Linked DNA regions of Mus musculus: all the other regions are linked to region 3. A link is a loop called in an ENCODE intact Hi-C map of the cell type or tissue named here. Cell type or tissue: heart. All regions are shown on one strand. Links, peaks and the distances in the headings refer to the core of each region. The heading gives the core; the rest is flanking DNA.

Region 1 (10,438 bases), core at 1,087-9,086, 120 kb before region 3:
TTGGTGTTCAGGCGACCTCACTTTTCGATAGCAGGACTCCTTTCCAGGTGGTCTAGAACTCACTATGGGCTCCAACCCACACGAGTCCACTTGCCTCAGCCTCCCAAGTAGTAGTGGGTTACAGATGTAAGCTACCATGGCTAGCTTCCACCTCCCATATTGAAGAAGGACCTGAGGTTGGCCTAGGTAATCACGTAAGTCAAGGATACTAAGCTGAAATTAATAAACTGAGCAAGCTGTTTATTTCCAGAGCTGCCTGACTTGGGGGGTGGGGTGGCTAAGCAGCTCCTTCCGTTAAGCAGAGGTAAATTAGGATTGAGAGTAATATTGTAGGTGCCACAAAGACTCCTGGGAAATTGACTCGGAGATTGTGAAATCCCATGATTTCCGATAAAGTTGTGGATGTTTTCCTGTGACTCAACATTAATGAAAACGAAGTTACTTGCCCCCTTTTAAAAGAAAGGAACTGCCGGGCGGTGGTGGCGTAAGCCTTTAATCCCTGCACTCGGGAGGCAGAGGCAGGCGGATTTCTGAGTTCGAGGCCAGCCTGGTCTACAAAGTGAGTTCCAGGTCAACCAGGGCTACACAGAGAAACCCTGTCTCGAAAACGCCAAAAAAAAAAAAAAAAAAAAAAAAAAAGGAACCAAGGTAGGGATTAATCCTCTGTGACTTGTGACATTTTGTAGTATTAGAGTTGGTAATTCTTGCTTTCAACTTCCTTTTGCAGGCTAGCCAACGACCAGGAGAAATAGAGTGGAAAATGCAAAACAACGAAATCATTAAACCTGCCAAGTACTTCTCGGAGCTGGAGAAGAGCATCTTGCTTGCCTTGGTAGAGAAGTACAAGTATGTGTTGGAATGCAAGAAGAGCGACGCGCGGACTATTGCTCTCAAGCAGCGGACCTGGCAGGCCTTGGCCCACGAGTACAACTCGCAGCCCAGCGTGTCGCTGCGGGACTTCAAACAGCTCAAGAAGTGCTGGGAGAACATCAAGGCTCGGACCAAAAAAATTATGGCCCACGAGAGGCGGGAGAAGGTGAAGCGCAGCGGGAGCCCGTTGCTGAGCAGCCACGTCCTGGACAAGGAGAAGATCAGCAGCATGCTGCCGGAGCAACTGTACTTCCTTCAGAGCCCACCGGAGGAGGAGCCCGAATACCACCAGGATGCGGCCGCCCAAGGTACCCCTCCGCACGCAGTGGGCTGCACTGGCTGCAGCCGCTTGATACTGCAATTGTGAAATGATTGGTAGTGAGGAAACTTGTAAGAAATGTTGATATCAGACTGGGGTGTTGCAGTTATGTTATTGCTTAACCATAAAGAGCTGCGTGTGTACCATGCTCGTTAAGGAGGCATGGTTGCTTAGCACAAACTATCTCCACTTTATTAAAGGAAATTGGATGGAGATTTATATTCATTGAGTTGGTCTTTTAAAAAGTTATTATTGAGGGCCTGCTGTGTCAGATACAACACTCAGAAGGCCATGCTAAATGAGTAAACTATTTCCAGTTAAGAAATAGAAGTACAAATTAGTGACTAACGAGATGACTCCGTGGTTCCAAGCCCTGGATACTACTCTTACAGGGGACCAGAGTACTGTTCCCAGAACCCACACTGGGCAGTGTATAACTGCCTGTAACTCTGCCCCTGGACATCAATCTCTGGTGTGTGCAGGCACCCACATGCTCCTGAGCATAGCCTCATCTAGGTATATACACATAAAGATAGATTAAAGAATCTTTAAAAAGTAATACAGCACCTTTAAAAAGTAGCGGATCAGAGACTAAATGAAGCAAATGCCCTTTAGTGCTCACTTAGATCCATACTGACACTTTTAACCACTGTAATAACTGTGATAGTCCAGAGTTTTTATTTGTGGCATTTTAGAGAAGTCCTAGGGACAAAGGTTAAATTTTAGCATACTCTGTGGAAAAGAGCAAAAGATTACACATTGTTCTTAAGAATCAAGAAGGGACTGTTGATAATCAAAGTTGTCCTGATAACTTGTAGTTGGCATCAAGGGGTGCCTCATGTTGTCACCAGGCAGGCAGAGAATGTACAGAAATAAAATTTCAACAGTTCCCGACCCTTTTAGGACAGGAAGTGGCCTCTTTATATAAAGATCCACCGCAGTTTGCAGAGGAAGGTCGGTGAGGACACTCCAGGGCTGCACAGAGGTGCTCTAAGGACCCCAAGCTTGCTGGGGAAATCTGCCTCTTAGCTTGCAGAGCACTGAAGCCAGTGTCCCCAGAGTACACAGAGCTCTCAGAGACTGGCTCTTGTTAATTAAAAGTCATAAGAAACTGTCTGAAACCATGAGTGCTGTGTGGAGTGAGAAAGGTAATTACCACGTGAGCCAAATCCAGACTCTTGATTAACACGTGTCCCTATGAGCAGATCATCCCGGGAAGCTAAATTAGGACATAAACTTGGCTTGCTAATCAGCTGATCAAGGCTGAGTCCAGGCTGGGTGATGAGGGTGGTCAGGGTCGTGGGCCTCTGTATCATTTCCTGATGTTCGGGACCTGTCCGGAGTTTGATCCGTGGGTTCCTATGCCAAGCTAACTCTTGGCACCTACAGTTAGTTCACATGGGCACTGCCAGCTCTCTCTCTCTCCTCTGCTTCTGTGTGGCACCCACTTCCTTTGCTTAACTTTGTAGCTCCCTCACTTTCGATCTCGTTGGCCACAGAGCATCCAGTCAGTACCACACTGTAGGAGTGGTTCTGGGGATGGAGGGAAGTGAGTTAGCAGTGTTACTTCCCACATGGCTAGCTGTCCTTGGGTCTAGATGCTGAGGAAGACACTCATGTGACTGCCGTTTATTTAGCAAAAGTGTGTCCTAGATTATTATGTATCAGTTTTACAGATATTCTTTTTATTGATACAAATTACATTTACTGTGTGTGTGTATGCGTGTGTGTGTGTGTGTGTGTGTGTGTGTGTGTGTGTGAATGTATGTGTGTGTGCTCTATGTGTGTGAGTGAATGTGTGTGACATGTGATGGTCAGAGGATAACTTTTGGGCATTTTCTATCCTGTGAATCCTGGGGATTGAACTCTGGTGTCAGGCTTGGTGATAAATAGCTTTATCTCACTAGCCCTCATAGGGTTCATTTTGGGAACAAAACACCTTTTTTTCCCCCACACTTTTAAAATCTGAGGTTGGATATTGAGATTTTACTTCTTTCCTTTGGAAAAAAATGCAATTCATTTACTCAGAAATTTTGAGCAAGAAGGATATAAAATATGGATCTTCTTTTTTTCCTCTCTCTCTCTCTCTCTCTCTCTCTCTCTGATTTTTTGTTTGTTTGTTTTGTTTTGTTTTTGAGAAAAGGTTTCTCTGTGTAATCCTGGCTGTCCTGGAACTCACTCTCTAGACCAGGCTGGCCTCGAATTCGAGATTCCCCTGCCTCTGCCTACCAAGTGCTGGGGCTCAAGGTGTGTGCCACCACTGCCCAGCTTTCTTTCTTTTTTATGTTTCAGATTTAGTTTTATTATGTATCCCTGGCTGGTCTGGAGCTCTTTGTATAGACCAGGCTGTCATTAAGCTCAGAGAGGTCTAACTGACTCTGCCTCCCAAGTACTAGGATTAAAAGTGTGCACCACTACATCTGGCGACAATAAGAATTCTTAGCTGGTGGCGCACGCCTTTAATCCCAGCACTTGGGAGGCAGAGGCAGGCGGATTTCTGAGTTTGAGACCAGCCTGGTCTCCAAAGTGAGTTCCAGGATAGCCAGGGCTATACAGAGAAACCCTGTCTCGAAAAACAAAAAACCAAAAAACCAAACAAACAAACAAAATAAGAATTCTTTCTGTGGTGACATTTGTTAGAGACTCATTTGCAAGAAATTTATTAAAATTTATTTGATTTTACACACATGTGTGATTTTATGAAGGTATGTATGTATGTACATACACACACACACACCAAAAGTTCCCTCTCCCCCTTCTTCTGTCCCACTTCCCTCTCCCTCCCTCCTTCCTCCCGCTTTCTCCCCATCTTCCTTCTCTCTCTGTCCCTCCTGCCCTCCTTCTCCTCCTCCCTCCCTTTCACCCTCCTCTATCCCTCTCCCTCCTCCCCCCTCTCCCATTCTCCCTCTCTCTCCCTCTCTCCCTCCTCCTTTCTCTCTGTCTCTCACACACAGTAGTAATTAAATTAAACAAACAGAAGATGAAAACAAAATGCTAGGATCGCCAGAGATCCTTTCTGGCACTTGGTGGGGGAAAGTAGAAGGTTTGAACACTGTGTGTTGGTTTTGTATTTTCAGAGCTTCAGTTCTAATACAGCACCCCCAAGCGGCAGGAAGCTAATTAGCAGTTGAGATGTGAGTGGAGACAAGTGAGATGTTCTGTAATCACACACCACATTCTGAAGCTTTAATACCACCAAAAAAAATCTCAGCAATAATTTAATGTTAATTACATGTTTAAATACGTTTTTATATATTCTGGATTTGTCAGAGACTTTCTTAACATGCCCAACAGTATTTGAACACAGTGGCCTTACACTTAAGGAACATATTTAGGAATGTATTTATAAGAAAACCAGCATTTGTCCTGTAAGCACCCGTTCTTTAAAACACTTAACAGTGTGCAGATGCGGTGCTCTGTGATAATTTAATTATCCCTTCTGTGGAACGGGTATGGAGAAGGGTGGCCAAGTAGGTAGAATGGCAGGTTAAATAAATACCAACCCAGGTAGGTCATCAGGGTTGGCACAGCACCCTTGCATTGAGCCATGTCTCTCGCCACTTAGATACATTTAAGAGAACTAGGCATGTTTAGTAGCAGCCTCATATTTGGGAGAAGTAATATTTAATTTTGAATGCATTGTATCTCTATTTTGAAGCTATAATAAAGTCATGTGAACATTTCCTTCTAGGTCCCATTGTTCTTTTAGGCTGTGACCTCAGGTACAGAGGACTGTGGCGTATTCCAGTTGTGGCGCTCCTGCACCCTTGGCCTGTGGCACGGTCCTCTTGTGTATTGGTTCTGTGTGTATTTCCTTCTGATGCTCATGCCTACTCCATCCTCCTGTATTACACCCAGATGGGTCTGCCATGTATTAGCATTCCCTCACATTCGTTCCTTAAACCCGAGCTATGGCTAGCTCTCCCTTTTCACTTTTCTCACCTGGAGTAGTGAGGTTAAGATCTGGGTCTCCACTGATGCGTGTAAACCCAGCCTTTTAATTTTAGTTCAGATGTAAAAGTCTTCCTTATGCACCCACCCCACTGTTCAGATTTTCTCATCACCCCTTCCCTCCGTTCTGAAGAGGATAATGAGATTGTCCTGCACAGTTTTCTTCTCATCTTTTCATAGCTGTAGGAGGCTTTTCCCGTGGATGCTAATTTTATTCAAATTACCCAAGTGATAGAACACCCTCTTGGCTGTGTGCTCCTGCATCCCAGAAAGCCTTCCTACTCTTTGCATAGAATTGGGTTTTCTACTTTGGGTGGCATTGTTTCACCTGGGAGAGAGATGGTGGGGGGTGTTTGCAGCAGGCTACTATCCCCAGGCCAGGCTTTTTCCAATCAAGGGATGGTTCAGCCTATCTGAGTACTTGTCTCTGTATTGCTGCTAATGTTTGTTTGAAGGTCACTTTACTACTCTGCATGGCTTTGAGCCCTGTCTTCTACCAGTCTTAAGAGGTGTAGCCATTTTTCTATGGAATGTATGTTTAGCACACATTTTTAAAAGGGTAGTTTAAAAGAGTCATTTCTCTCTTACGGACATTAAGATGCTATGATTTTTATTGTTATGCAGACCTGGATCTGAATCCTAGGTTTTCATGTAGCCAGATGGCCTTGGATACTGTAGTCACACTCTCTCACAGGGCTGTAAAGATTAGATGCAGATTGTACCTGTTGTGGTGCACATGAGCGGCAGTGGTCATTGCTGCCACTGGGTCCTTGAAGCCTAGAACTGAGATAAAGATGAACAGTAGGGAGTTGGGAGAAAGCCTTATGATGTCATGATGGATAACCGTTAAAGACTCCTACAAGAGGAATCAAAGCTCCGAGGCTACAAGTGTCCACAGAAGTCTTCAAAAAACAAAGCCATTTTCAGATCTAAGCTTTTCAGATTAGAAAGGTAATGGGGTAGATGCTCACATTTGAGGGCCTCTGTCCAGTTTACTGTTCCCCATTCCTTTGTCCAGTGCCAGTCCCTCAGTTGTGTCAGGTGGAGAGAGAAGTGTCCCACTGTGCCAGTTAAGTGCACATGCATGTTCAGTGCTCAGTGCTGCCCCAGGCTCTGCTGGGCTCTGGGTGAGAGTGGAGTGAGGCAGGATCTATCCCCAGATTGCTGATTGAGGGGAGGAAACAACCAGAGGCTCGCTCTTTCTCTCTCTCTCTCTCTCTCTCTCTCTCTCTCTTTCTTTCTTTCTTTCTTTCTTTCTTTCTTTCTGGTAGGGGAGGGGTTAGATATTCGTTCATTTTTAAAGATTTATTTTTATTTTATGTATAAAATATTATAATTTACATATATTTTATATATCTATGTATATAGAATATTTTATGTATCATATATTTTTTTAAGATTTATTTATTTATTATATGTAAGTACATTGCAGCTGTCTTCAGACACTCCAGAAGAGGGCGTCAGATCTCATTATGGGTGGTTGTTGGGGATTGAACTCAGGACCTTCGGAAGAGCAGTCAGTGCTCTTAACTGCTGAGCCATCTCTCCAGCCCCTATATATTGGATTTTTCGAGACAGGGTTTCTCAGTATAGTCCTGGCTATCCTGGAACTCACTTTGTAGACCAGGCCGGCCTCGAACTTAGAAATCCGCCTGCCTCTGCCTCCCGAGTGCTGGGATTAAAGGTGTGCACCACCACGCCAGGCGTGTATTTTTATTTTATGTAGTTATATTTTATGTCTATGTTTTGCCTGCACTTACATCTTGTATGCACATACATGCACGTAGTGCCCATAGAGGCCAGCAGAGAGCATCAGATTCTCCTGGAACTGAAATCAGAGTGCTGGGAATCAAACCTGGGTGCTCTGGGAGAGCAGCAAGTGCTGAGCCATTTCTCCAGTCCCAGATAATTATTTTTGAGACAGAAGTCAGCTACCAAGCCCAAGCTAACAACAAACAGTTGTACTGCCTACCTCAGTCTTCTAAGTTGTGGGGTGGTGGCAGACATGTATGATAATACATGGCTTAGGCCAGGGCTCTGGCAGGTGTTGGTTGGCCCAGGAAGATAGACTTCGCAGGAAGGACACTGTCCAGGTGAGAGCCACTGGACTTGATGAGAGTGCTAGGGAGACATTTCCATTATCTAGATGATATGGAAGCATTCTTTGTAAAATTTTTCTCTACCAATAGTTTCAATATTTCAGATTGCTGTATTTCTTATTTAGCCTTAATTAGAGACTACTTCTAGTTGTTACCTTAACCCTTGGAGCGGAACCATCCAGACGGTAGCCATTCTCCTTTCATTAACAGAGCATTTCAAATTAGGTTCCCCCCCCCAGCAGCCATTATTAACATTCCCAGCATCCCATCTTCCAGAGTAACGTAATGGACATATAATGTACCCAATTTTGTTAACAAATTAATATTACTTTTCTCTAAGGAGAAAATTCTCATTATTGAGAATGCAGAGCTTCTCAAGACAGTCTGGAGTCACAGCTAGAAAACTCCTGGGGCTTAGGGAGGGTGCTGGAGATGTAGTTCCATTGGGAGATTGCTTGCCTACCATGGGAAGCCCTGGGTTCAGTTCTTAGCATCACATAAAACCAGAAGTGGTAGTGTAATGCCAGCATTGGGGAGTGGCTGGGGAGTAGAGCCTGGAGGATCAAAAGTTCAGGGTTATCCTCAGCTACACAGTAAGTTGGAGGACAGCCTGGGCTAGAGGCTTTCTGACCAACAAGCAAATGAACCATCAAACAAAATGACTCCATGAGTTAGTGGAGTTAGTGAGTTTCTTACTGAAATTTTCTCATACAAATATTAAAACACCATTGTAAACACTGCACCCATGCAGAGGCATCCTTTTGTATCCATGTGCTCCCTTCCTTGTGGATTAAAGGGTTCAGCCAGTAGCTATTAGCCATCCACTGGGTAGCAGGGCAAATAATTAGTATCCAAGGATAAATGAAATGAGCAAGGCCTGGTGCCAAAATATAACACGGCGTGCTGAGTGTTGTGAAGGAGAACCCTTATGAAAGAGAAGTCTAAGGTTTCCGAACAAGCGGTGTTGGCCCTGAACCAGCAGGAATCCCAGGAGGTTGGAAATTGGAACGTGGTGAGGGGTCAAGCACTGAGCCTGACGTCAGGCCGCAGGAATAGGGAGGCAGCCGGGAACAGGAGCGGGACCTAGAGGAGTGTTGAGGTAGGACTGGAGTGCGGTGCTACGGGACCGTTTGAAGAGTCAAACCGGAAGATACGAGGTTGGGGCCAGGTTAAATTGAGAAGAGAAGCAGAGATGTCCGGGACCTTAGGGGAATAATGAGAGGGGAACGGGTGATGTAGCAAGAGCCTTGGTACTCCAGTGAGCCGCAAGGGGACTCCAGCTATGAAAACTCTGGGAGGGTGGGAGGGCAGTGAGTCAGGAGCTAGTGGAGGAAGTGGGTTTTAAGGGTTGTCAAGTGCGGAGGAGAGGGTAAGGGGTATAATAAATGTCCTTGGGAGCTGTACGTCGCCTCCTCTCCGCGGGGCTGCCCTTGACAGCCAGATGGAGGCGGTTAAAGAGGCATGGACGGAGCTAGACTTATCCCCGAGGAGGAGCGAGTGTAGGGGCTGACTCCCATGGGCAGGAAGCCCCGGCACCCTTGATAGAATGAAGGGCTTGAGGCTGATGGAGAAACTGTCAAAGGTGATCACACGGGGCAGGTAGCACGAAGACTCCGTTTCACACTCTTGCCCCAGCCGGCGACCTCGTGCTTCTCAAAGCCAGGCATTTTTCAGCTTGGAAATTTTCATCACCATCTCAGGCTCCCTGACTCGTGATAATTCTGTTCTCTGAGCACATCCCAGTGTGTGGTTCTAGAAATGACAAAGTGAAACACGTCATCAAAGTCAGATGTGGTCAGAGGACCTGGACGTGAGGGCCGAACGCAGACACTTCTTTAGATTCCTCTTGCAGTGGAGGACTCTGTCACTTGGAATTGGATTGATGTTTTTCTTCTGCCTGTAAAATCGTTTAACATGTTTCCTGCTGCTGTTTTTGTTGTTATTGTTTCCAGAGTCCTTTGCTGTTTCAAATCGAGAACTGTGCGAGGATGAGAAAGAGTTCGGGCCCTTTCCGGTCTGTGAGGGGACCTCACAACCCGAACCTTCATGCTCAGCCGTCAGGATAACCGCCAATAAAAACTACAGGAGCAAAACCCCTCAGGAAGGTGCTTTAAAGAAAATGCACGAGGAGGAGCACCATCAGCAGATGTCCATCTTACAGCTGCAGCTGATCCAAATGAACGAGGTGCACGTGGCCAAAATCCAGCAGATCGAGCGCGAGTGCGAGATGGCCGAGGAGGAGCACCGGATCAAAATGGAAGTCCTCAATAAAAAGAAGATGTACTGGGAGAGGAAACTGCAGACTTTTACCAAGGAGTGGCCCGTCTCCTCGTTTAACCGGCCCTTTCCCAATTCACCCTAAGACTTGGGGATGGCTCCCTTGTAGTTAATCTCTGTTGGCAAGGCGAGTGTGGGGTGTGGCCTTTTTGGTCACTAGCCCGCAACAGACCTGCGTCTAGGTGGATTAGAGTGGTAGTAGTCACTTATTTAAGGATACATTCAGGTAAAACAGCTGCACCCCGTCTACCCCCGAGGTGGCCAAGAAGCTGTTACAGTCTTCTAAAAGTCACCACTATGCGTGCTATAATTCTGAATGTAACATTCTTAATTAGAATTCATAGATGAACCATGTGTGAGTGTTGGTTTTTTTTTTTTTAAGAAATGCAAGATAAAGGAGTGTGGCTGGTGATTTTGACTTTATCTTTTAGTGGGTTTTTGTTCTTTTGTTTGTTTTTCAGCTGACTGGAGCTTTTACACCAGGTACGCCCCATTCATTGTACGGCTGGGTGCTTGGCTGTTTTCCCACCTCTGGAGTGTGGTCGTTTGAAGAGCCCAGCCTTTGGAGGGGTGTTTCCTCATGTGGGTCACAAATTGCCTTTTAAGACTTTCCCCAGAGAGGCTTTCCAACCAACCACGTCTCCAGCAGAGGCGGCTTCAATACAAGTAGGGAGGTTAACAACTTTGAGGGCTTAATGTTCACTTAGGTTCCTACATCCTGTTTGTTTTATTAAAAATGTCTTAAAATTTTATAGTTACACTGTGTATGTTTTTAAAGGTGCTGCCATCCCAGCCCAGATCCTTCCCAACTTCTTACTGCTGAGGGAATGGTTGTCTTGACTTTAGTCTCTAACCCCTCAGGAGAGGCCCCGCCCTCGCTGTGCTCATCGAGGTGTGAGCTGATGATGATAATGCTGTGATG
Region 2 (10,438 bases), core at 1,314-9,313, 93 kb before region 3:
GAAATAGATACTAAAACTTCCTCTAGACTGTCTGGAGCAGTTTTCAGAAATCTACATTCCTTTTAAACTCTCTGGGTGGATTTTACATAGGAGTTCCACATCCTTTAGTTATCTGTTATTTGGCAATCACAAATACTAAGAAGTATGATAGGGCTTCTATGTAACCTCTAAAATATTTTTTCTTCTTTGACCAAACAATAAAATGAGAACTCCTTTCTGACACAGTAGTACTAAAGTCAGAGAGATCCTTTCTCCCTGGAGTAAAGTCCCCTCGCAGAATCTTTTCCAATGTGAAAAATGTGGAGAACTCCATTTTGACTTTTTCCTTAGCTGATCTGGAAAAGGATCCAGATGCGAATTGTGATTCAAGACCTAGGGTTATTTGCTTTCAATTTAAACTAAGGTTGTGTCCTCTTAGTATTTTTGCCTGGGCTAGGATTAGCAGGCAAATGGAAATATTTGCATAAGGCAGCATCCTGGGGCTGGGAGCGTGAAGACACTGTTCATGGAGGAGACATCTGTGACATTAAGCTTTAACAGAGAGGCTGCTGGGAGCTGGGCCACAGGAGGAGGCCTCTGCTGTGGCTGAGCAGGCAGGGGCTGGGATCACTCTTGGTTCAGTGCATCAGGAAGTGTGCTAGGCTAACAGCTCAGAGGCTGGAGGCAAACTATAGACGGTGTTGGAGATGCAGATCTATTTAGATAAAAAGCATGGCAGATGTGCAACTTAACAGCAAATAGTTTTTAAAATTATGATGACAAAACCTTTTCATTGAAAAAAAACTCAACAGAAAAATATGAGCGGCAAGTACCTATCACCCACAATCCTCTTTTCCAGAGTCAGTGGTAATGTAATGGGGTAAAGCAGTCTTGCTCTTTCTTTGGGTTGGTACATATGTATAGTTTAGAAAAGAAAGGTTTTCTTTTCTTTAAAGAGCATTTATTTATTGATGTGTGCCTATATGGGTTTATGTGCTTCAGACTGCCGGGAACTGGAGTCACAGGCAGTTGGGCATCACCTGATGTGGCCGCTGAGAACCAAACCTAGGAAGGACTCCATCACTGAACCATCTCTCCAGTCTCCAGTATCCCTGTTTCTATACCATTCATCATTAACCTAATCATTATCAAAATCTATACACAAAGATGACCACCGGGGTCATATTTTACTGTTACACAAAAGCTGTCATGAAAATCTTCCTTTATTCATTGTTGTGTCTTGTTCAACCATCTCTAAAGCAAAAATTCCAATATTGGTATTGTTAGGAAAACAAATTTAGTTTTTTTCTTCATATTTAGGTTGCCGCGCCCTCCAAAATGTATGCATGAATAGTGCTAAGTTTGTCAGTCTTTCTAACTTTTTAATAATCATCCAGAGGGGTAACTTTTTGGTTTAAATATCTTTCCCTTTGTTGCTAGTGGCTTTAAATTTTTTTTGAAAATAAGTTTATTTGTAATGTATATGGGTGTTTTGTTTGATGCATATCTATACCACATGCCTACACTGCCCTTTGAGGCCAGAAGAGAGTTCTTGGTACAGTGTTTACAGATGGTTGTGATGCTGTGGGAATCCAAGCTGGGGCCTCTGCAAAAGCAGCCTGGGCTCTCAGCTGCCGGCTATCTCTTGCTGGTCTCCAAAGCTTTCTCCCTTGCCTGGACTTCTCAAAGCCTCCTTGTCTTTACTTCTATGTTCAGTGTTTGTTTTGTATTTAGATTGTAGCTTTCTTCAAGTGTCCTTTTTGCAATTTTCTTAATTTTACAATGAAATTCTAGAATTCCTTCTGAAGTGGGCAACAATAACAGACTTCGAACAAAGCGGAAAATTTCCAAAAATTTGGCCTATGGTCTTATTGCCTGTGTAAAGTTATCATCTAGCAAGGTGAGGGCTGCAGAGGACTGTACTGGGCTCCAGACAGCTGGAAGACTCTTGGTCCCAACTTCCTGATTTGGGGAAGGCAGAAAACCAGTATGGGAACTCCTTTGTAGGGCTGTGAAATAGAACTGGAGAGGATACAGGCTAAGAGCTTCCTCTAGGCCTTGGATATAGCAAATCCGCTCTAAATCTTTGCTATTATGCGCGGAAAGGGCAACGCACTTTAAAGATTCAGCCGAGAGATGTAGTTATCCAGGAACCCGGTGGGGCGAGTCTTGGGGATTAAGCCTTTTCCCCGGAGAAGTGCACAGCGGGAGTGAGCACTAGGTACCAATCCCGATCCTGCCCATTTCTTGGGATGTGACTGACCTTGGACAAGTCACCTTTTGCCTTTAACTCCACCTGGAAAACACACGAAAGACCACCCGAGCTCGTGCAGGGTTAGAAGGCGCGTGGGAAAGGCTCACAAAGGGCTTCTGAGACACCGTCCCGAAGCTCTCTCCAGTATCCTCGGCGCCGTCCGGCCAGCCGGAGGGATCGGCGACCCCGGCCCGCGCCCCCGCCCGCCTCAGGAACAATGGCTCCCCGGGAGGGGCGGAGCTCGGCGCCGGGGGTGTGCGCGGGGCGGGGTCGCCGCTCCCTCCCCGCCCGCGGCTCCGTCACGCGCCCCTCACCGGGCGGGCCGGGGTCTTTGTGACGCGGCGGCGACAGCCGCGCGGACACAAAGGGAAGGCGAGCCTGCGAGCTAGAAGCTGCGTCCGTCCCCGCCCCGCGCCCCCCGCGCGCGCCCCAGCTCCGTGTTCCCCACGCGGCGCGCTCCCTGCCCTCGCGCGCCCGCGCCCCTCGCCCGCGCCGGGGTCTCCCAACGAGGCTGTCCCGAGCGCGGAGGGCCGGGGCCTGGCGGGGATGCTGCGGGGCTGCCCCGGGCGGCTGCACGGCTGCTAGGAGGCGGCGCGGGGCCGGTGTGCCCGGCCTGCCGCTCCCTGAGCTCCCCGCCGTGCGGCCGCGACAGCATGGGCGCCCAGGCGCCGCTCCGGCTGCCGGCCGCGCCCCCGCTCGCCGTCTGCGGCTACACGTCGGTGCTTCTGCTCTTCGCCTTCTGCCTGCCCGGGAGCCGCGCGTCCAACCAGCCCGCGGGCGGCGGCGGGGACTGTCCGGGAGGCAGAGGCAAGAGCAACTGCTCAGGTAGGAGCCGCCGGCGCCCGCCTCTGGGGCTCCTCCCTTCCGCCGTTCTGGGCCGCGGGAGGACCCGGTGTGGACCAGGGTGCTGAGGAGTCCCGGGGGCCGGGCGGAGGGCAGGACGAGAGTTCGCGGTGCGGGCTTTGGGGACCTGGGTTGGGGATGGGGAGTGGTCGTTTGTGGGTCCGTAGGTGTCGAGTGGCCGGGACTAGGGCGGCCCTGCGGCGTGGTGAGCTGGTGAGGTTCCGCGAGACGGAGCAGTGATCCTGGGTTTGCTCGTGGAAGCGCGTGTAAAGTGTTGTGAAGCCCCAAGGGAGGGAGGACGGCTAGGCTTCAAGGGGAGTGTGTGCGTGTGTGTGTGTTTGTGTGTGAGTGTGATGGTGAGGAACTGGCGGACTGAGGATAAGGGCCTGAGAACTGACCATGTGTTGGTGGGGAGGTTCTTAAGAGTTCCTGGGTTTTAAGAGGGGTAATGCCGGTAAAAAGAAGGAGTGGTTATGTTTGTCCTTTGGGTTCAGGGGTGCAGTGGGGACCAAATCTGTCCACGGTTCTGTGCATCAGGGCAGCAGGGAGTCCCAGGAGGGCCCAGGAAGTGTTTTGTTGGTTGTGTCTGGACAAAGCCTGAGGCTCAGGTAACCACGCTGGAGTACGTATATAGGGTGAAGAGATGAGAGCCCAGTAGTGAACCCAGTTTGACAGAGGGAGGGAGCTAGGGAGTCATCTTGTGTGGGATTTGGGTATGAAAGGTAATTAGGTCTCAGAGAGTGCCCCTGTGTAGCTAGAGTAACCCCGGGTTAATTAAAGTGGTGTAGAAAGAGAGGCAATGGTGGTGTGTGTGTTTTGCAGGAGGACCTGGAAGATTGGCAGCCAGGGGAGCCAGGGAGTAAGTGACCTCTCCCCTCTCTCCAAGGCCGCCTGCCCTCCCACAGCTGTTGGAAACAAAGAGCGTGCTGGGGTTTTAATGGATGACACAGGGGAGGAGGGGGCCGGCCAGTAAAGTTCCCCCGTCCTTTTGGAAAGAGTCCCAGGGGAGCCAGGGGATTCAGGCCCTCGGGCGAGCAGAGGCTTCCGGGTTCTCTTGGGGGAGGGTAGGTCTGCTTGCAGCTGGCCCAGCAGACCTAGTGGTCATAAGCCAGCCCTTGCTCACTTGGGCTTTTATCACTTCTCAGACCAGCACTTGTCCTTTTAACTAGGGTTGAAGCGGGGAGGAGGGGTGCACCTGAGAGTCGATAGAGTCAGCTAGTGGGGGCCTGACAGACAGCCTGGGAGTTCGTGAAGGGGCTATGTTTATAGGACAGTGATTTAGGCGAAAGAGGCTTTATGCTGGCCTTTTTTTTTTTTTTTTTTTTTTTTTTTTTTGTGGTGGGGGACACCTTTTTTAGTAATTTTCATATGGTATGTTTTATGAGAGGTTTTGAGAACTAATAAAAATGGCATGCCCATTAAAAGCCTTTCCACCCATAAACTCTCTTCTATTTTTCTAATCGTAATTGGGATGGGATGACGCTTTAGTAAGCCGTCACTCTTTAAGAAGATAAGCTCTTTGTAAATCAGAGTGATTTGGGTTTTTTTTGGGGTACCAAATGATGGTTACCTTTTTTAGGTGACCACGCTGTCAAAATATCTTACTGGGTGATGTGTTACGGTTATTTGTGTGTGTGTGTATTTGTGTGTGTGTGTACCCTCTCTGCTTCTGTCCTAGTGCGTGGGGCAAGTGTTCAGAAAGGACTGGGCACTCACACGGTGTGGAAAGAAGGGGGCTCATCTGGAGGCCATAGCCCTTGCTGCAGAGCTGAAATTTGGGTGCAAGTCAGTAATTTTTTCACTAGTTTCTTCAATTAAAACAGATTTAGATTTAATATCTCATCCTTCCTTTAGAAATATTTGTCACCAATAATGAATGTAAATAAGTTATATTGTTCAATGTTTTCAAGGACTAAGGTATACTTTAACTATATTTTATTTTTATGTGTTTTACCTGTACACACACATATAATATTATATATATTATACATATAATAGATATATCTCACATGCATGCAGTGCCTACAGAGGCCAGAAGAGGGCAGGAGAAGAAAATGCCTCAGAACTGGACTGTCTATCATGTGGGTGCTGGGAACTGAACTCAGGTCCTCTGTGAGAGCAGCAAGTGTTCTTAATGGCTGAGACATCATTCCAGGGCATAATGACATCATTCCAGGGCATAACGACAGATTTTTGTTAGAACTCTCTGGGACAAAGAAGGCGAATGCACATTTTGGCTGATGAGTTTGAGAACTGTAGTAATCCAGTTTGTGCACACGATGCGTTTGTGTTAAATGCAGCTTGAGATGGCAAGTCCAAGGTTCCCTTGTAAAGTTATCTAAAGGGAGTATTGAGCTTTAAAATCTAAGCCCTGTCCTTGACTCCCTTTTGTTATCCTTCAGTTTGATATTTTAGACTTCTGGGATCTTTAATGGAGTCTGATTCTGTCAGGCTGTGTGTGCTGAGTTACTTAGAGTTTTGTGACATTTGTAAATAAGATGAGCTTATGGGCCTTATCAATAGAAATTATTTAGATTATAGAAGGGTTGGGTCCTTCAGTGTTTTATTGGAAGTTTGTGGATGCGTCAGTTAATCAGACATTCAAGAGGTGCATTCTTTTCAGTTGAGTTTAGTAGGTTTTCAAGCTTTTGGAGTTCGATATTTTCCATCTTTTTCACCAGACTACCCTTAAAAGATGTGGTCAGAGCATCTAGTTAGGCCACATCTCCAGTCTAGTGGAAAAGAAGATGCGGTTTAGAGCATGCCTTTATAAGGAATCTAAGTGTGCACACACACTCAGTCCTTCTCTCTTGTTCTCTCTCTTTCTCTACACACACACACACACACACACACACACTCGAGTGCTAGTGTGCACAGATTTATCTGTTTTCAAAAACTTGAGCCGCTAGGTTGCACGTTAACCTATAGATGATCTTCTGGATCTGCATGTGCCCTCTGGTGTTTTTTTTTTTTTTTTTTTTTTTTTTCTAAACATGAGGGTGTGTTCTTTAATTTCTGGTCTCTTGGCTCCTCGTCAAGACAGTGTAAATATTTAGCAGTAGTTTCTAAGTATGATCTGAAAGTTTGTTCAGCATCACCGAGTACAATTGGTTTGCCCAGGAAATGTATTTTGGAGCCAGCTTCGGGGTGTGCCGCTGTTCAGGGAGCAAGCTGCTTGCTGTGGGTGTTGTTCTTTTTGTCAGGGTCCTAGACTGAGTTTGGAGAGCACGCGCCTTTAAGGCAGCGATGCTGAATGGGCCTGTGCTGTCCTTTCACAGCATCTTCCCCAAGCGGGAAGCCCCTTTCTTCTCTCGTTTATGTAAGCTCTTTTTATTTGTCTCTTTCCACAGTACTCCACTCATTCTCGGATGCTCTTTTATCTTTGTTTACATTTCTTTATTTATAGTTACTCTTTAGAAATCTGATTCGTGAGGAGGCTTTCTGTTTACGTGACTTTTGTGAAGATGAACTAGAGCTCAACGCTGGATAACCTGAGATAACATTTTTCCCCACTCCTGATAGAAGCCGTGGTCCTTTTTGGCTTTGGGAGCTTTTGGGTGTTTGAGAAGAACAGAGAGGCTAAATATATGAAATATTTCTGGTTCAGGGACTGTGGTTAAAGAGGTAGGAAAACAGAGCAGACGTGGGAGTCAGTGACACAGGTAAGAAGGAACATTTGAACTGGGTTCCAACATGTCAGAGAAGGAAGAAGCCGGTCCTCTAGATGGTAAGAATCTTATGAATGGCAGGCTGACAGGAGAGCCTGGCTAGTGGCAGGCACCTCAGAGTTCTAGGGAACAAACAATGAGTTGTCTAGTTAGTGTGGGAAACAGTGGTCAGGGCAGGTTGACATCTTGGACATGTAAAATATGATTGTTGATTTACTTAGTGAGCCTGTGTAGTATAATCTAACATACTAAATATTAAGGAAAATTTATAAGAGGCCCTCCCAGCCTTCAGAGACCTTATAGTTGGAGGAGGGGTGATGATTCTCTTACAAAACATGTGCAATGGAAATTCCTGCTTAGTTCATCTGGATCTACCTCGCCCCCTGCCAGTAAGCACTTAGTGGCCACTAACACTAATTGGCTTAACAAACAAACAAACAAACAAACAATGCAGTAAGAACAGTCTAGTAACGCAATTGAATATCACCACTAATTCTATAACAGTTCTTCACCCTGAAAAGAAACCTTCTACTGTTGACAGTCATCCACTGGCTGCTACTGCTCGGCGTTGTGTCCACTGTGGATTTGCATTCTGCACGTACAAGGAAGTGGGACCACACCTTCTGAGGCCCACTGTTTCCCACTTCTTTTATTTAATATGGTATTTTTTAACGTTCACGCATGTATTAGAACCACATTCCCTTTTAGGGTTGAATATCCTGCTGTGTGGATGTGGTGACGTCTTGTGCATCCTGCTGTTTTTGTCTCTTGGGTGTACACTGAATGAGTTAGTGGATCACACGGGAGCTCAGATCTTTTATGCTTTGATGAACTGCCACACTTTGTTCCAGAGTTTCTGTACTCTTACATCCTCCCCGGCAGTGGCAGTGTGTGAGGGTCCCAGTTTCTCCACGTACTCCCCAGAATTTGTGTCTGTCTTTCTGATTACAGCCATCTTATTGGATGTGAAATTGTGTCAACGTGGTCTCGATTTGCCTTTTCCCAAATGACTATGGCGAGGTTAAACATCTTTTTCATGCAGTTGTTGGTCCTTTGTAAATCTTATTTGGTGAATGGAAATGTCTCTGTAAATATTCTCCTGGCCTTGATTTTGACATCTCAAGTTGGCCAGTCTCCATCTCTACTCAGGAAGGCTCACAACACACATTTTAGGTGATAAAACTCCTCCTTTGGCTGCATTTTACCTGTGTTGCTGCTCACTTTCCCTGCCTACCAAGATTCAGTTCTGTTGGCTTTCAAACTGATTTCTGCCAATGGCACTTGCAGTAAGCGTTGCTCAGATTGAGAAGTACGGACATGAAAAGTTATTTTGACAGCCGGGCGTGGTGGCGCACGCCTTTAATCCCAGCACTCGGGAGGCAGAGGCAGGCGGATTTCTGAGTTCGAGGCCAGCCTGGTCTACAAAGTGAGCTCCAGGACAGCCAGGGCTATACAGAGAAACCCTGTCTCGAAAAACCAAAAAACCCAAAAAAAAAAAAAAAAAAAAAAAAAAAAGAAAAGTTATTTTGTGAAATGCTTAGGGGAGACGTGATAAAGGAAAGACTCGGAACGAATGGCCTTTGAGTGGATTAGATTTCAGATCAAGACGACAGAGAAAGTGTGACAACCCCGATGAGTTCTGGATTGTCCAGGAAACATTACAAGCATTTGGCAGACCTCTGCCTTCCTAAAAGGAACACAGATATCACAGGCAACTGGGCCGCTAGTGTGGTTTATCTAAGAAAATGGGGAACTGTTTTACCCAGAATCCTATACAAAATAAAAAGGTCTGAGTGAGACTGGGAAGTGAAAGCACGTTTGTATACTAAATAATTTGTAAACAATTTTACTGCCTTTGTTTTCTTTCTTTTATTGAAGATAGATTTTTTTCATACAATATATTTCTGATTACAGTTTCCTTTCTCCCTATACTTTTCCAGTTCCTTCCTACCAGTCTTGTGTGCATCAGAAAGGGGGTGGTGGTGGTACAACCCCTCTCCCCCCGTACAGAATGCTTGTAAGAGGATATGCATACAGAGCTAAGAATGATAGTCCTGATTGGTGGAAATTAGAGTAAGAAGTGCTTGGACCAGATCTTGAGGCATAGTAGGTCACACAGACACACACACACAAATATACAGACCTAATACAAAGAATGAATTGGCAGCTGGAGAAGTGGCTCAGTGGTTAAGAACACACGCTGCCTTTCCCTGGAGCCTTTGCTGTTGATATTTTGCCTGGAACCTTCTGTCCCAGTCACGTAGCTCCTCCCCTTCAAGTATTTGCCATAATGCCGCTTTCCAGCATGGCTACCTTCAGGACCTGCAGTCTCTCTCCTCTCTCACCCTGTGGCCCATGCTCTTTTTCCTTTATAAGTTCCATATCAAAGGTGCTTTTGTCTCCATGGCTCACTTAGATCACACTTATTTCTGTCTGGGGTGGTGTAATGACCAAATGAACAGTGCCTCTGAAGAGAATTGGGAGAGGTGGTTCTAGGCTTAGAAAAGGCACAGAGATGGGAAACTGAAGGTGGGATTTCAGGGTTATTGCCTGTGATGTGTAATAATGATGGGCCAATTTAGGAGACAAACCTGACTAACTGAGTTGTTACCTAGGTGAGGGAACCCCCAGGCCTTTGTGAGGGTTATCTTGATTAGAATCATTGAGATGGAGGACCTGTCCTATAGGAGGAGACACCATTTCCTGGAGGAGAAAGGGAGCTGAGAACCAGCCATCATGGTTCCCCACATCCTGATTGGATGCATGTGACTACTGTCTCTTAAGTTCTTGCTGCCTGGGCACGATGGCGAACCCTTGAACTGTCAGCCAGAGTCAATCCTTCCCTTAAGTTGCTCTGTTAGGTATTTTGTTATAGCCACAAGGATAGTAGCGAATGCCATGCGCTAGGTTGTGGTGGGAAAGGTTGGAGAAGGGGAAGGGGAAGATAGCACAGGCTGCCGCCATGTCAGCTACAGGCATTCAGGGGCAATCTGGAAGGTTGACAGTTGTTCTAAGGACCTGGGCGTCTCATTAGAAAGTTCACATGGCCTTGTGGTTTTAGAATGCAAAACCTAGAACTGGCCAGGCAGAAATGGAGAACTTGGCAGTCAGGTGAGAAGACACCATGGAGACTGAGACTCTTGTTCAGGCTAGAGGGTTGAAGTCTCAAGGCTTCCCTTCAGAATCTGGGTCTCAGCCCTTTCTAGACTTGAAGACTGACAGCTTTGAGCCGTCACTTTCACACAGCTACAGTGAGCCAGTGACGTGTAAGGCGTGGGCTCTTCACTCATCTGGTCCTCAGCAGCTGGGCTGCTTCCTGTGTCCTCTGCCTTAGCCCCTGGGTCTCGTGTTCTAGAGATCTATGGGTTGTGACACACTTAGTGTGGGATGAAGGGCCTGGGGGAGACCTCGAACACACACACACACACACACACACACACACACACACACACACACACACACACGCCTGTTTGTGACCTTCTGTGGGCCAGGCTCTGCTCTCATCACATCCAGGCTAGCATCGTCAGTGGCCAGTGCGGTGTTTCAGGGAAGCAAGAAGAGCCGCTTCACTCAGGATTCTTCCCCCTTTCCTGATCTTCATCCTTACTTTGAATCCACCTCTTGTCTTTGGAACTCACTCTGCTATCTGCTTATAACATTTTCCCTAAGTTCCCCATGGTATTTTCATCATACT
Region 3 (10,438 bases), core at 748-8,747:
GTGATGATCCAGGTATCGGAGTCAACACGGGCGTTCGGCTTGTCGAGAGTGGATTTGTGTGTATTCCCCAAAACAAGTTTTCATGAATAAAAAGTAGAAGCCAAAGTAAAAAAATCCAACCATTTTGTCTTCTTTGCCTTTTGTACATTATGTTGGTTTGGAACAGGCCTGGTGCTTGTGGTTCTTTTTTATGCATGTCTGTGTGTGTGAGTGTACACTTGTGTGTTAAGGTCAGAAGAGGCCATCAGGTGACCTCTGGCAGGCCACCTATTCTCTGGAGGCAGGATCTCTCCCTGAAGGTAGTTCTCCCACTTTCTCTTCTAGGCTAGAAGCTAGCAATCCTCCTACCTCTGCCTGCCTTTTACAGGTGAGCTGCTTTTGTGGGTCTGGGATTCGAACTGTCATCCTGAGGGTTACAGAGCAAATACTCCTAACGGTTGAGCCATCTCTCAACCCTTCACTGTATTCTTATCTGCTACAGGTCTTGGATCACATTATACAAAGTGTCCCTCCGAACCACGTTAACTGCGTTTTGATGACATGGAATCACTGGACTCCTTTCGTTTTTCTTTTGGGGCAGGTTTTCTATAGCTTCTGGTTTTCTGAAAGTTCAGGTTTGATCTTCAAATAAGGAGAGGGCTAGTCATGTTTTCATCCTGGTGCCTGGTCTGTAGTGAAGGCGCTTGCTGCTCATTTTTGGGCCACTCCTATGACTCCTTTGAGCAGGCGATGTCCTGGCATTTTCGGCTGCCCCCTCCCAGATCAGAATCTAGCAGTGCTGGGCGATCAAGAAAAGCTGCTGCTTCACTTGAGTCTCGAAGGACTCACCAACCCACGCTCCCGCGGGTTGCTTTTCTTGCTAGTCTGCCCTCCCTTCAGCACACCCATGCCCTTGAGAAGTAAAACTGCCTCCTTGTAGGTTGAAGGCCACTGTGAGCTCTTCAATCTATTCATTGCTCAAGGCCAGAGCTCTGCCTGCTTCTTGTGTGTTTCAAAGAAAGACAGCTCCTGATCCTTAACACGGGTGGCTTTCTTCTTGTGTATTGTTTGGCACCTGAAATTCCAACTAAGGCAGCACGCTATTCCATTTAGACTGTGATAAAAGCCTCTGTCACCCGCTACACTGGCCAAGGCCAGTTGCCAGGGTACGTGTGGCTGCTCAACAAAATGGCCTTGGTTGCAGCAAGAACACCAATTTTTACCGTGATCCTTTGGTGTTTGTCACCTTGGAGCTGAATGACAGCATAAAACATCAGAATGTGTTAGGGATTTAAAATGCATTTGTAGGGCACATTCTTCCCCTTTCAAGTTCTAGCTGATGGAAACGCCATACAAGGCTTAGTAGCAAAATTGCAGACCAAAGTGCCGATTTTACCAGAGGCTTTGCATATGCAGGATTTCCCCCAAATGTAAGGCACCTGTCTGACAAGTTACGATGGTAAAGGTAGCATGCAGCCATGACCGGAGACAGGCCTTTGTGTCCCCTTGGGGAACTGCATGTTGTGGGTTGCTTCGAGAGGAAGCAGGATTTAGAGCAGGGCATCCCATTTCATCAGTTCATGGCCATTGGGAGAAGCTGAAATGAAAGCTTACCCTTTGCAGAGAGCCTCATCCCTACCAGGAGGTGGCAAGGCGTCAGGAGGGAGGTGGTTGGGATGGGAGCATGGAATCCGCTACATATGAAAGCAGGGTTCAGTTTGAAGGCACTGCCTAGTTTAAGTCCTAATGTGCAGAGTTCAAAATGTCACCCGCGGGCTGGAGAAATGGCTCAATTGCTTTTGCAGCATTTTGTTCGCACCCACAAGGTGGCTCAAAGCAGACCCAAACTCCAGATCCAACATTCTCTTCCGGACCCTACAAAGTATGCGCAGTTACACAAGCATATATGTAGACTGAACACTCGAGAATAAATACATCTGTCTTTTTTATGTGACCCAATGAACTTGGTTGTTACCCCGTACTGAGGCCTGTTTTGGACATACTGAACTGAAGTGCTAGTCTTAAGTGAGGGCTGATGGGGGAGAGCTATAGATCACAGCTTAGAGGAGAGGCTGAGATTCACACGTTTTGGGGGGTGGGGTGGGGGTGGGGGTGGGTAGTATATCTCATATCCCAGACTTACCTCAAGTTTGTTGTGTAAGTAGCCAAGAATGACCTTGACCCTCTGACCTTCCTGCTTCCATCTAGGGCCTTGCATGTTAGGCAAGCACTCTACCAATTGAGCTAAACACCCAGCCTCAGGCACTTCTGACAAAGTAGATAGGTGAAGTGGTGGGTTTTCATCAGTCAGTCTTGACAGTTTGAAAGGAGGGGTTTTCATAACTGACAAAATCCCAAATTGAGTTTTACCGGTGACTCTGACAGCATTAATTAGGAAGGGCCAGAAGTTTCTCAGTCATGGCTTCGTAAGCTCCCTCTCCCAAAGTTAACTTACTTCAAGAGGTGCCTGATGCACACAAGGGGCACAGTGAGTAGGGTTTGCTGGGTCCGTGAAGGTATCACTCCTGCTGGTTTGCCCGCTATGTCACATTGTAAAACACCCAAGATTCTAAGAATCTCATGGGCCCAATGTCTTCATTTATTAGATCTCGTTAGATGTTCCATCAGAGCATACTTTCCACTGACAACCATAGCTGAATAAATACCTCAGTTTAGGATAAAATAAAATCCATTGAAATGAGTATCTTCTGTGGGAAGCCACATGTGCCATTGCAGAGTGGCACTGACTACTGCTGGCCACCACGCATAAGTTTGGACAAACAACCAATGTGTACATATGCAGTAAAGTTTTTTGCAAAGACACTGCCTGGCCCGGGCATGATAATGAGGCTTTGAGAGTATAACCAATCAGATGTGAGACATGCAAATGAGGTATGATAATGAGGCTCTGTGAGGTACAGAGAGTAGCCAATCAGATGAGGATCATGCAAATGAGGCGTAGTGCATAACCAATCCGGGTGTGAGACATGCCTCTTCTAGGCCTATATAAGCAGCACCAGTTCTTGGCTCGGGGTCTCTTCGCCTCTGCAATCAAGCTCTCCCAATAAACGTGTGCAGAAGGATCCTGTTGCAGCGTCATTACTGCTAGCCAGTCCAGCGCGCGCAAGAGTCTTCCTTAGCTGTATGAATACCTTCCCCGCCTCCAAAGGCAGAACTGTTTGACTCTTAAAACTTCCCTGGAAAGACCCCTGAGGGGCAGCTGGGAACCTTTGCCTCCCCCTCCCCAAATCATTCCCTCCTCCTGAATTGAATGCATTATGGGTGGGTTTCCATGGAGACAGGAGTGACTCTCAGGCTCCTTTGGAACCCAGTCAGTTTTCAGTCCCTCCAAGCCCCCTGCCTAGAGGGGCAAGGGAAACCTAAGAAGATTCTCATTGCGTGTTCTTTTTAGTTTTTGAGATTGTAATATTATATATATATATTTATATTTAGTGTTTGGCTTTATTTTGATTTTTTGCTACTTAAATATTATCTTTTTAGTATTCACAACACTATTAGCAATATTAATAAATAACACTAATAACTATTAACACTAATAATTTAATTTTAATATTAATATTACCTTTTAAAATATTTCCCTGCATGTATGCATGTATACAACTGCGTTCCTGGCACCCAAGAATGCCAGAAGGCGTTAGGTTCCCTGGAACTGGACAGATAGGTGGTTATGCGACACCACATGGGTGCTAAAAACTGAACTCAGGTCCTCTGCAGGAGCAGCAAGCTGGGCATCTTTCCACCCCCAGTGATTTTTCATGTGTGTGTATGAGCGAGTGCAGGTGTGTGTGTGTGTGTGTGTGTGTGTGTGTGTGTGTGTGTATGTGTGTATGTGTGCCATGACATCCATGTGGAGATCAGACCACAATGCCAAAGGATTGGTTCTCCCCTTCTACCTTGTTGAGGTGAAAGAGGTCAGCTCAGGGCATTTGGAAAATTCTACCAGACCCCTCCCCTCCTGGAAAAAAAAGGTCATGAAACACGTAGGCACCCCCCCCCCCCCCCCCCCCGCAGAAGGGAGTGGCTTAATTACATTCCTCAGACCATGGTGGTGGTGGTGGTGGACTGACCATTGGCCACCTGCTGGTGGGGGAGGCCCAGAGCACATAGACACAGGGCACGTTGGTCACCTAGAAACAAGGGAAGTCCTTGCCACCTCATTCCCTAAAGACCAATCAGTTTAAAAGTCACACTGTTCTGCCAATCACATTGTGCCTAATGGCTGCTCCTCTGAAAACTGTATAAATACTCGCTGCAGGAGATGCACGTGGTCGACACTTTTTCTTCTGGTGTAGGACGACCCCAACACGTTGGAACAATGAATTCCTATTGCTTTTTGCATCAATTCCCCACTCCGAGTCATTCACTCAAGAGTCCCAGGTAAACTAAGGCTCGCCAGAGTCTTACAGAGGCAGGTCTCTGTTTTTGTTACTGCTGCAATTGTGCACTGCAGACTAGTTGGCTATTGGGCAATTCTCCTATCTCCGTCTCCCACATTTCAACAGGAGTGCTAGTGTTCTTGATGGACACCACCACACCCAGATTTGTGTGTAGGTGGCCGAGATCAAACTCAGGTCACCAGGCAGGTGCAGCAAGTCTCCCTGACCCCAGATGACCTAAGTCAGGATAAGGGAACAAAGAGCAGTTACGGCTGCCGCTGTTTTCTGGTGTCTGGAAGGTTTCTCAGATACAATGGCTACAATGTTTTAGGACTGCTTCAACCACGTAGGGATTTACGAAGAGTTTCAAGTCTGTTCCAGAGACAGGAGGCTGAAGTGAGCGAGGATATTAGGAAGGTGTCTCCTCTGGAGACTGTCTGTGTCTCCCCTAAACACTAACGCCCACCTGTTCCTGCGTTATAAGCACTAGTTATGTCAAGCAATTTGCATACATTACCTGGCTTAATAACGTACTCTTACAAAATGGATTTAGAAGCGAAATATAAGGACTATAGCTGGTCCAAGTTCTCAGAGTTAGATTGTGGGGAGCAAGGGGCAGAGCCTGGAGCAGAGTGCGCTAGGCTTTCTTATGGACTGAAGTTTCTTACTGAAGGACACAGATAGGAGCACACTGAACAGAGCAGTGGCATAGTTTTGTTAGTTTATTGCCTTTTTACTTGTTAAAAAAAAAATCACCGTTAATTGCCTTTTTACTTGTTAAAAAAAAAAAATCACCACTTTATACCGAAAGGTAACGGCTGTACTTGGCTTAGTTTTTGTTTTTTTTTTCAAGGAAACCACCCGGACTTCAAATGTTTCCAATGAGAGAGCTGGAGCTTCCTGTCCTGGGAAACATCATTGCAACTCACGTCTGACACCTAGTGGACATTATGATAGCTGTTTATCTGTTGCATGCCAGCCCTTAATCAGGAAGGAGACTGCATTTTTTTTTTTTTTTGCTTTTTAAAAATTAGATATTTTCTTCATTTACATTTCAAATGCTATCTCAAAAGTTCCCTATACCCTCCCCCCCCCCCCCCCCCCCCCGCTCCCCTACCCACTCACTCCCACTTCTTGGCCCTGGCATTCCCCTGTACTGAGGCATATAAAGTTTGCAAGACCAAGGGGCCTCTCTTCCCTGTGATGGCAGACTAGGCCATCTTCTGCTACTTATGCAGGTAGAGACACGAGCTCTGGGGTACTGGTTAGTTCATATTGTTGTTCCACCTATAGGGTTGCAGTTCCCTTCAGCTCCTTGGTTATTTTTGCTTTTTTAACATCTGCTTTGCAGTTGGACGCTCAGTTTCACATTTCAGCCATTTACTAACTCTGAAAACTTGGACAAGTTGCATCTTTTATATTTCCTTTCTAGAAACCATTTTGTAAGAGTATTTTATTAAGTTAGGTAATTTATGCAAATTGCTTGGTAAACTAGTACTTATTCAGTTGGAACAGCCGGACATTAGTGTTTAGGGGAGACACAGGTGGCCTCTAGAGGAGCCACCTGTTGTAATATCTGTGTTAAAATTTTGTTTTTGTTATTAGTAGAATTTAAGGAATTTACATATTTATTGATATACTATCCATTTTCTTTGTTTTGATAGGACGTAATTGTAAAGTCTGCTTAGCTACAATATATTGTTATGGTCCATAAGTACTATAACCATTCAATGGCTTTAGCTGTCTGGCCTCTGCTTGCATCTCCAACTGATTTATTTATTTTATGTATGTGAGTACACTGTCTTCAGACACACCAGAAGAGGGCATCGAATCCCATTACAGACCACCATGTGGTTGCTGGGGATTGAACTCAGGACCTCTGGAAGAGCAGTCAGTGCTTTTACCCCCTGAGCCATCTCTCCAGACCCAGATTGGTCTCTTATTACTCTATTTCTGCACTCCAGGCCTGCTGGCCTAACAGATCCATGGCTTCACCCCACCACTCTCAGGACCTTTGTGTCTCACCCAGTACCTGTCCATGTACTTCTTAAATCCTGTTTATCTTTCAGATTTCAGTTCAAACAATATTTATTCAGGGACATTTTCCTGGCTTCCCTCCCAACTCTCTGGCCAGGAAAGTCTGCTGTTACATGACTTGGGAACATTCATTGTTTTAAAGTTTATATATGGGCAATCCCTGCTCAACCGTTATAAGCACCTTGAGAGTTGGGCTGTGCTTGGCCCATTGCTCTGTCCCTGTGCTCTGTCCCTGCCACAGTGCCTCTGATGAAGTCGCCTCACTGCCAGGAAGACAGCCACTTAAGAAAAGTTCCTTTCCAAATGGTTGCCACTCCAGCATACTACCCCTAGCCCACTTGGCCCAGGAAAACCTCACTCATCAGAACTCGTGCCTAAACTTAACATGGCGGGAAGGAAACCACAGAATTTTGACTTAGCCTGGTCACTACTCATAAATAACAACTCTAGAAAAGAATATGGATGCTATCAACTTGAGGCCAAGTGAATAAACTGGTTCATGGGGGTGGAGATTCAAAGATACATCATTGTGTGCTCAGAACTGTTAGTCCAAAGGAGACTCCATATTCTGGCAGCTAGACAGAAGCCTGCATCACTCGGGAACGTGTGAAGCCAGCCTGTTCACCTCTCCCGGGAGTGGTGAATAGTTCATCTGCTTTGAGCTCCCTCTCAGCAGGTGATGGAGCCTTTAGCCACCGCCAGAGCTTTCTGGATTTGAGAATGAAAGACACACACACACACACACTTTATTGCCTAACGAGCTCAATGGTTCCGACACTTCGAAACCTCCCTACGGCTAGCACACACTCGCCTCCAGTATTCCTGAGTTAACATTTTCTAAATCTATTTTTTATCTTTGGTTCCCCAGACACCCACCAGGGAGTGGCCCCTGGGACCGCTTCCCCAGATTCTTACATTTCGGCGGGCCTTTAACTCTGACCTCTCTGCGAACATGGCGGTTCTCTCTCTCCTTCTTCCACTCTGTCCCTTGCCATGCAATCCAAAAGTCCCGACTCTGTCTCCCTGCACAGCCGTTGGCTGTGTGGCAGTTCTTTATTACGAATCAAAGCCAGCTGGGTGCAGGGACCCTTGACCTCTGGAAGCATGGTTTTTGGGAGCTGAATTAAGACAAAGCAATTAGAACCATTCCCCAACATCTACCAAAAGGAACCATTTCCTTATCCCTAGCAAAGGGACAAATGGCTACCCTTGGTGGTGCCTATTAGCATACCAAAGTACTCCAGGCTCCCTCAGTACCACAAGGACCTGTTACACATTTCAAAGTCCATGTCGCATCTTAATTCTTCCCACCTCTGCCACTACCCTAAACTCCCCCAGCTACTCTTTCTCCTTATGACCCCGAGATTCCCGCTAAGCTCACCCCCTTTGTCTTCTGCTGTTATTAAACGCGTTCTCACGACCGGCCAGGAAAGACGCAACAAACCAGAATCTTCTGCGGCAAAGCTTTATTGCTTACATCTTCAGGAGCAGGAGTGCAAGAAGCAAGAGAGAGAGAAAACGAAACCCCGTCCCTTTTTTTAGGAGAGTTATATTTCGCCTAGGACGTGTCACTCCCTGATTGGCTGCAGCCCATCGGCCGAGTTGACGTCACGGGGAAGGCAGAGCACATGGAGTAGAGAACCACCCTCGGCATATGCGCAGATTATTTGTTTACCACTTAGAACACAGCTGTCAGCGCCATCTTGTAACGGCGAATGTGGGCGCGGCTCCCAACATTCTGCTCTCTGTCCCCTCCCTGCTCCCACCTCCCTGTGTCTCCTGGCCAAGTCTAGTCTGCTGGCCATGTTCTGTCTACTACTTTCTTTCTTGGCTCTGGACTCTTCCAGATGCCTCTGTCTGTTCTCTGTCTGTCTGTCTGTCTGTCTGTCTGTCTGTCTCTGTCTCACTGTACCCCCACCCCTTATCTACAATAAAAAGTCTTTATCTGCAAACCCACCAGGCTGCTCTGTTACTATTCATTTCTACCCGTTTTTCACATTCCCAAAAGCAGGAAGGCTGCTGCAGCTTCCTGGGATGAAAGAGTATGTCCAACTCGCTCAGAAGCTAGGACTACTTTATAATCAGCGTTGTTTTAACCTGGTGGCAGCAAACAAGCAGAGCTTAATTCTCAGCTGCTGGTGCTTAGTATGGTTCCTGTGCTCTTGAGTGGGACATCCCAGACATTGGGCTCATCTGGTCTTACACTGTCATATATAGAGATCTGAGTTCATGAAGGTGCCAGCAGGGGGAAGATTTCTTGCTCCACTGACTATTTTAGACGTAGCCTGTATAATAACTTCTTTGGCACTAGATAATATAATAACTTCCATCTACTTTTAGAATGAAGGGTAACTTATTTGAATTATTAATAGGCCAGCTCAGCATTATAGTCATAAAATAACTTTCCTTTATTTACTGGGAAGCTTCTCCTGACCTCGAGGAAGTCATCAGGAAACGTGTGCCTATAAGTGAGCTCGGGCTGGACTATAGAAGGATTTCTGGTGGTTACCCCGCTTGCCTCAGGAACTTGTGAAACTGGTTTTTCATCTCCAAACAGAGCCATTTCCTTAAGCTTTACCAGAAGAGAAATAGACTTATACCTGGGGTTGCACATGAAAGCCCATGCTGGCCTCAGGCCCCCTCAGTTCTTGCTCCCAGTACTTGTTATATATTTCAAAAGCCCCAAGGCTAGCCTCCCGCCCCTTCTCATTAGGCGTATCTCCTCCCAGATACTTGCTGTTTTTTTTCCCCACGGGGTCCTCCCTTCCTCACATCTCTTGCTACCTCACTATCTCCACTATCAGCACTTCTGCACTCTCTTGCTTCTCTGGAAGACAGTTCTGGTCACATCCAGTCTACTGTCTCTCTCTGGGTCAGGTCCAGAGGAAACTCCATTTCCCCACATTCTGACAGTCAGACAAAAGCCAGCATTCCTCGGGAACTTGTGAGGAAGTCACAAAGTTCCAAAAAAGTTGTGAGGAAGTCACAAAGTTCCAAAAAAGTCCAAAGGAGCCATTCGGAGACCCGTGGTGCTATTAGCATACCAAAGCACACGCTGGCCTCCAGCTCTTCAGTGTCACAGGAGTACTGGTTACACGAGAGCCGGTGCTGGCAACCTGGCTCTTCTCAGTGTCCTGCTTCCTACCATCTTAGCTCTTCTCAGCTATCCCCACCTCCCACTCTAAACATCTCCAGCTCATGGGTTTCCCTCTCCCCAGTCACTCACTCTCCTTATAACCCTGCTATTTTGTGTATGTGCTTTCTTGGTCCTCTCTTTGTCTTCATCTCCGCCTCCCCCCATCCCCCACCCTTTTACTGCTTCTCTCTGGTCAGGTCCAGTCTGCTGGTCAGTCTACTTCTTTCTTTCTCTGTTCTAGACTTCCAGATGCCTCTGCTGTTTTCTCCCTCATATCTACAGTAAAAGCCTTTCCGTAGCCAGACATTGGAGTGGTTACTCATACTGTTTATGTACTCCACAGTCTTTCAGACGCTTCTGGGTATTTTCTTCCTTCCTTTCTTTCTTTCTTTCTTTCTTTCTTTCTTTCTTTCTTTCTTTCTTTCTTTCTTTCTTTCTTTCTTTCTTTCTTTTTTTCGAGACAGGGTTTCTCTGTATAGCCCTGGCTGTCCTGGAACTCACTCTGTAGACCAGGCTGGCCTCGAACTCAGAAATCCTCCTGCCTCTGCCTCCCAAGTGCTGGGATCAAAGGCATGCGCCACCACTGCCCAGCTATTTTCTTTCTTTCTTTCTTTCTTTCTTTCTTTCTTTCTTTCTTTCTTCCCTTCCCTTCCCTTCCCTTCCCTTCCCTTCCCTTCCCTTCCCTTCCCTTCCCTTCTCTTTCCCTTTCCCTTTCCCTTTCCCTTCCCTTTCCCTTCCCTTTCCCTTTCTTTCTTTCTTTCTTTCTTTCTTTCTTTCTTTCTTTCTTTCTTTCTTTCTTTCTTTCTTTCTTTCTTTCTTTCTTTCTCTCTCTCTCTCTTCTTTCTTTTCTCTCTTTCTTTCTTCCTTTCTTTCTCTTTCTTTCTTTCTT

The links. Peaks named below come from ENCODE experiments on the same cell type or tissue, not always from the same donor. Only the 100,000 strongest peaks of a DNase experiment are listed, where the experiment ranks them.
Region 1: a loop joins it to region 3, with 3.0 times the contacts of the local background. A loop is called at or near these places in 4 of 42 quality-filtered maps.
Region 2: a loop joins it to region 3, with 2.9 times the contacts of the local background. A loop is called at or near these places in 13 of 42 quality-filtered maps.

The regions. Positions count from the first base shown.
Region 1 is chr4:48,551,653-48,562,090 of GRCm38, forward strand. It overlaps Msantd3 (Myb/SANT-like DNA-binding domain containing 3), which reads left to right. Exons shown (of 3, transcript NM_001145924.1): 2 at 728-1,178; 3 at 9,192-10,268. The coding sequence starts at 761. The coding sequence ends at 9,601. Among named protein-coding and RNA genes, the nearest start is that of Msantd3, 17 kb to the left of the region's middle. In heart, for the core only: a CTCF peak has its summit at 4,305; no DNase peak of the experiment used is centred there.
Region 2 is chr4:48,582,584-48,593,021 of GRCm38, forward strand. Tmeff1 (transmembrane protein with EGF-like and two follistatin-like domains 1) reads left to right here and starts at 2,591. Exons shown (of 10, transcript NM_001356272.1): 1 at 2,591-3,058. The coding sequence starts at 2,887. In heart, for the core only: CTCF peaks have their summits at 3,815 and 5,106 (motif pointing right); a DNase peak (open chromatin) is centred at 4,098; H3K4me3 peaks cover 3,108 bases; H3K27ac peaks cover 2,850 bases.
Region 3 is chr4:48,675,849-48,686,286 of GRCm38, forward strand. No RefSeq gene overlaps it. Among named protein-coding and RNA genes, the nearest start is that of Cavin4, 18 kb to the left of the region's middle. In heart, for the core only: a CTCF peak has its summit at 5,306 (motif pointing left); no DNase peak of the experiment used is centred there; H3K27ac peaks cover 417 bases.